2 separate regions of the Homo sapiens genome follow, and region 2 is linked to region 1. A link is a contact called in ENCODE Hi-C or POLR2A ChIA-PET data. All regions are on one chromosome and are shown on one strand. The core of a region is the stretch at or near the end of the contact, and the rest is flanking DNA. Distances in the headings are between cores, read along the strand shown. Region 1 overlaps EHHADH (enoyl-CoA hydratase and 3-hydroxyacyl CoA dehydrogenase). Region 2 has its middle 45 kb from the start of EHHADH.

Region 1 (2,753 bases), core at 128-2,627:
TGCTCAGAGAGTTTCAGGTAAGAAGATAATAATAAAAATAGCCAAAGACTGTAAACAGGATACATGTTCATTTAAATAAGAAACTCCTGGCCGGGCGCAGTGGCTCACGCCTGTAATCCCAGCACTCTGGGAGTCCGAGGTGGGCGGATCACGAGGTCAGGAGATCGAGACCATCCTGGCTAACACGGTGAAACCCCGTGTCTACTAAAAAATACAAAAAATTAGCCGGGCGTGGTGGCGGGCGCCTGTAATCCCAGCTACTCGGGAGGCTGAGGCAGGAGAATGGCGTGAACCCGGGAGGCGGAGCTTGCAGTGAGCCGAGATCGCGCCACTGCACTCCATCCTGGGCGACAGAACGAGACTCCGTCTCGAGAAAAAAAAAAAAAAGAAAATCCTGAGGCTGGGTAATTTATAAAGAAAAAAAGATTTAATTGGCTTACAGTTCCGCAGGTTGTACAAGCATGGTACCAGCATGTGCTCAGCTTCTGGTGAGGTCTCAGAGCTTTTACCCGTGGTTGAACGTGAAGCAGGAATAGGCACGTCATATGGCAAGAGAGCAAGAGAGAAGTGTGGAGGTCCCAAACTCTTTTTTTTTTTTTTTTTTTCTGAGACAGAGTCCCGCTCTGTTGCCCAGGCTGGAGTGCAGTGGCGCGATCTTGGCTCACCACAACCTCTGCCTCCTGGGTTCAAGTGATTCTCTTGCCTCAGCAGCCCAAGTAGCTGGGAATACAGGCGTCCGCCCACCATGCCCCGCTAATTATTGTATTTTTAGTAGAGACGGGGTTTCACTATGTTTGCCAGGCTCATCTCGAACTCCTGACCTCGTGATCTGCCTGCCTCGACCTCCCAAAGTGCTGGGATTACAGGCATGAGCCACCGCGCCTGGCCCCAAACTCTTCTAAACAAGCTGATCTCTCATCAACTAAGTGAAAGCTCTCTTATCACCAAGGGGATGGTACTAAACCGTTCCTGAGGGATCAGCTCCCATGACCCAGTAACCTCCCACCAGGCTCCCACCTCAAACACTGGGGACCACATTTCAACATGAGATTTGGAGCGGACACACATCTAAACCATATCACAGGCTCTATAATTTACCGCAGTAAAACTGTGGGCCTTGAGAACTTCTGTCTCCGCAAACTGAGTTATGTCCTTCTCTCAGTGGTTTCTTACTTTATGGACTCGGGATGTTCCTTTCAGAGTTCTTTCAGTGGCACTCACAGAGGTTTTTTTGTTTGTTTCACAGTTTCTTTTCAGTCTATGGATGTTGTCATCTTTAAATGAGCAAGATGGAGAGGGTAAAAATAGCCAGAAAAAAATAATTGGGAAGAGTATTGCGTTACAGGCAGAACAGAGTGCTGGTCTCCCGCTTGGTGGCAGGCAATGGCCCAGTGTCATTCAAAGGCATTCTTTTGAAGGAGTCATTCTTTTGTTGACCTTGGCAGAGACCAAACACTTTCCTGAAATAATCTTTCTTTTTTGTGGCTCTAGCCAGTTACTGTTTCAATGTGAAAGTAAAAGCTTGAACTGGAGAGGGGAGGAACGATGGGGAGAAAATAATGGAGACCCCTAAAGAGAATCAGCAAGTCCTTGCCCAAATAGAAATAAATTTCCTACTATTTTTCTCGGCCTTTCAGGCAACCTTCACTGTGTTTTCATCATTGTGCTTCCCGAGGGGGCTTATTGTTTTGTTAGAAGTCACTTGACAGACACACAGCAAAGGCTATTTGCATTTGGAGGTCCCGAAATGATTCTTTGGTTTGCTAAAGGTAGACCCGTGTCTGTCATTCACATCTGTAGTTTTAGTTTGTAAAGGTCTCAATTTCAACAGGAAGTTCTTTTCCTTAAGTGATTTCCCTAGATTCTGATTTGAGAATTAAGTTACTTCAAGAAATAGTTGAGGTTCATGATCTAGGAGACCTGGATCCAGGTCTCAACCTTAGCTACATTTCTAAAATGGTCTGGTTATAACTTTAATTTATTCACAATTTAAAATTAATTGTAAACATTAAATTAAGCATTTTTACTTTATAAAACTTACAAAATAGTGTTTCATCTCAACGACATTATACAGTTTGTCCACTTGGTGGCATCCAAATATTGAGGCACCATTTGCTTTAAACCTGTAATTCACCTTTTAACACTTCAGGGCTTTAGACAATTATGTGTTACTATTTTAAATTATAATCATGAAAACTATATAGAAAAATGTAAAATTGTGATATAAAAATGTGTAGAATATAAATGTACATGTATTTGCAATTATACAGTATATAATCGTGTATAGAGTAATGATCATTATCTGGAGTATGTATGAATACAGATACAAATGGAAAGGAAATAAGCAAAAATGAAAATGTTAGTTTTTCTCCAAAATTTCTTAAGTGATTTTTGCTTTTGTTTTGTTTTATTCTCCAGCTTAGGATAAGTTAGTTTTCTCAAACATTTCTAAATTATTTTTGGTTTTGTTTTTATTTTTTCCAGCTGTATTGAGGTGTAATTTCTACAGATAAAATTCATGCATTTTAAGGGGGAGTTTGGTGAATTTTGGTAGTTGTTTACAGTTGTATAACCATGGCCACAATCAAAATATAGTTCTATCACCCTAAAAAGTATTCTCATACCCCTTTCCCATAAATCCTTTTTTCTTCCCCTTGGCCGCAGGCAACCAGTGACCTACTTTCTGTCATACTTTTATGGTTTTTTTAGAATCTCATATGGATGAAATCATGCAGTAGTATATAGTCTTCTGT
Region 2 (2,753 bases), core at 91-2,590, 83 kb before region 1:
TGGATCACTTGAGGTCAGGAGTTTGAGACCAGCCTGACCAACATGGTGAATCCCTGTCTCTACTAAAAATACAAAAATTAGCCAGCGTGATGCCAGGCACCTGTGGTCCCAGCTAGTCAGGAGGCTGAGGCAGAATAATTGCTTGAACCTGGGAGGCTGGAGGTTGCAGTGAGCCGAGATGGCGCCATTGCACTCCAGCCTGGGCAACAAAGCTACACTCCATCTGAAAAAGAAAAAAAAGAAAAAAAAAATAAGGAAATAGGGCCGGGCGTGGTGGCTCACGCCTGTAATCCCAGCACTTTGGGAGGCCAAGGCAGGTGGATCACCTGTGATCAGGAGTTCGAGACAAGTGAAACCCCATCTCTACTAAAAATACAAAAACTTAGCTGGGCGTGGTGGCGGGTGCCTGTCCCAGCTACTCGGGAGGCTGAGGCAGGAGAATAGCTTGAACCGGGGAGGCGGAGGTTGCAATAAGCCGAGATCGTGCCACTGCACTCTAGCCTGGGCAACAGAGTGAAACTCTGTCTGAAAAAAAAAAAAAAAAAAGAAAAGAAGGAAATCCTATCATATGCTACAACACAGATGAACTCTGAGGACACTGTGTTAAGTGAAACGAACCAGCCACAAAAAGAAAAATATTGCATGATTCCACTTATGTGAAGTATCAAAAATAGTCAAACTCTTAGAAATGGGAAGTAGAATGGTGCTACTAGTAGAATGGGGAAGAGAGAAAAGGTGAGTTATTCAAGGGGTACAGAGTTTCAGTTTTGCAAGATGAAGAAGTTCTAGAGATCTGTTTCACAACAATATATATACCGTTAACACTACTGTACTGTATCTTTAAAAATTGTTTTAAAAAGAGAGAGAGAGGGCCGGGCGCGGTGGCTCACGCCTGTAATCCCAGCACTTTGGGAGGCCGAGGCGGGTGGATCATGAGGTCAGGAGATCGAGACCATCCTGGCTAACAAGGTGAAACCCCGTCTCTACTAAAAATACAAAAAATTAGCCGGGCGCGGTGGCGGGCGCCTGTAGTCCCAGCTACTCGGGAGGCTGAGGCAGGAGAATGGCGTGAACCCGGGAGGCGGAGCTTGCAGTGAGCCGAGATTGCGCCACTGCAGTCCGCAGTCCGGCCTGGGCGACAGAGCGAGACTCCGTCTCAAAAAAAAAAAAAAAAAAAAAAAAGAGAGAGAGAGAGAAAACAGACAGACATACAGAGAAGATAGCAATATGAAGATGGGGTCATCGACTGAAATGTTGTTACACAGCACATTGCTGTACTTCATTCTGGCAGCCCTAGGAAAGTAACACAAGGGCCCACAGAAGAAAGCTTGCAAGTGAGTGCAGGCTCCTTTTGTGACTGGGGCTTCCCGTTATTCTGAAATGTTACATTAGCCCACATTCAGCCTTTAAGAATTCATTACAGTTTTAGCTGCTTTCTTCTTACCTACCTTTACGGTGCCTTCTCTTCCTCCTATGCTCTGCCAAAGGTAACACAGTTTCTGTGTCCTGTCTCTCTTCAAAAGGGCTTGCCTCTCTTTGGAATTTCAGTTCATCTGATTGCCTTGTGACCTCAACTCTCTGATGAGCTCAAGAAGCATCATGACTTTGTGGATTATCAAGATTTTTCTCATTGTTATGATGGGAACAATGTTCTCTTGCAACATTCTACATCCTAAACAGAAGCAAAATTTTCAGCATTTCCTGAAAGATGATTCCAAGGGTTATTAATAGATTTTATGAGCGAAAAAGAATTGTGATTACACGTTTGGAACGTGTTAAGATACACTATAAACTTTCAAAAAAGACTGCAACATTTTCCAAACATGTCATTACAGAACCCTTTTGGCTTACAAAATCTCTTGCAGTTGTGTCAGACATTCTGTGTACCATAGTTTAGGAGATAATGAGTTAAACGCCTAGACATGTTTTTTTTGTCCTCACTATATGGCAAAATTAGTGTCAGCAAACCAGTTGGGGGATATTTTCTTTCTGCCACTTCACCACTTTGACTGAAAATAAGATCTTTCTGTTTCTACATCACTTATGCTGGAAGATACGGTGACCTTTGCATTACTTCTGTCTCTTCTCAGGTTTTCTCCCGTTACTCATCAAATGCCAAAATGAGGAGATACTTGACTTCTTAAAAAATGAACATAAAGTTCCATCAAATAAATAAAATATGTAAAGTAAATTCAATAAACATATTTTAAATTAGTTAGGATAATGTATACTTACACATTAAATATAACAACACAAATTTAATCAGCAACATGTTATACATAATGCTTTTGGTAAAATACTTTCCCTTTGAGTTGTCCATTTTAATGGTTCTGTGGTGTTCTTAATGTTTCTCCTCATTTCCTTTCCTTGAAATACGTGGAACATAAATGGTTTTTTTAAAACATACATATTTCCATTATTTCCCTAAGTCTATGGTTCATTTAGTTTTCCTCTTTCAACCCTGAAAAAAATGGTGTGGGACAGATGTGACTTCAAATGTAATATTTATCTCTAAGTAAAAGATAGAAAAGAGAAAGCTTTCTAAGAAAGAAGAAAAAAATCAAATAAGAACTAGCACATTTTGCAAGTGGAACACCATTTAGCTAAATATTCTTATCTTTTGCCTCAAAAATACCAGCTTTGTTTAGTGAGGTACTGCAGAGTTTACTGAAAGGCCTGTAGTCCGTCGCCACGTTCCCTGCTTTATCTCTGGCCTGCAGACATGGCAATAATTCTCAGACTCAGTTTTAAAA

Evidence for each region. A loop is a pair of places that touch in the nucleus more often than their neighbours do. ChIA-PET counts read pairs that join two places held with the same protein, here RNA polymerase II (POLR2A). Pooled maps may share reads with other maps.
Region 2: a map of mammary epithelial cell shows a loop between it and region 1 (2.3-fold over the local background). The contact joins two enhancer-like sites. A Hi-C loop is called at or near these places in 2 of 168 maps with a recorded cell type or tissue (GM12878 and mammary epithelial cell), 18 of 37 single-sample maps with no recorded cell type and 8 of 50 pooled maps. POLR2A ChIA-PET finds 5 or more read pairs at or near these places in 2 of 52 experiments (Panc1 and WTC11).

The regions. Positions count from the first base shown.
Region 1 is chr3:185,215,400-185,218,152 of GRCh38, reverse strand. It overlaps EHHADH (enoyl-CoA hydratase and 3-hydroxyacyl CoA dehydrogenase), which reads left to right. Exons shown (of 7, transcript NM_001966.4): 5 at 1-17. Among named protein-coding and RNA genes, the nearest start is that of MIR5588, 36 kb to the left of the region's middle. Within about 2 kb of position 1,377, at least 4 of the 41 ENCODE cell types and tissues checked have a DNase peak (open chromatin) inside an H3K27ac peak, as active enhancers do.
Region 2 is chr3:185,297,983-185,300,735 of GRCh38, reverse strand. It overlaps a transcript of MAP3K13 not described here. Among named protein-coding and RNA genes, the nearest start is that of EHHADH, 45 kb to the right of the region's middle. Within about 2 kb of position 1,340, at least 4 of the 41 ENCODE cell types and tissues checked have a DNase peak (open chromatin) inside an H3K27ac peak, as active enhancers do.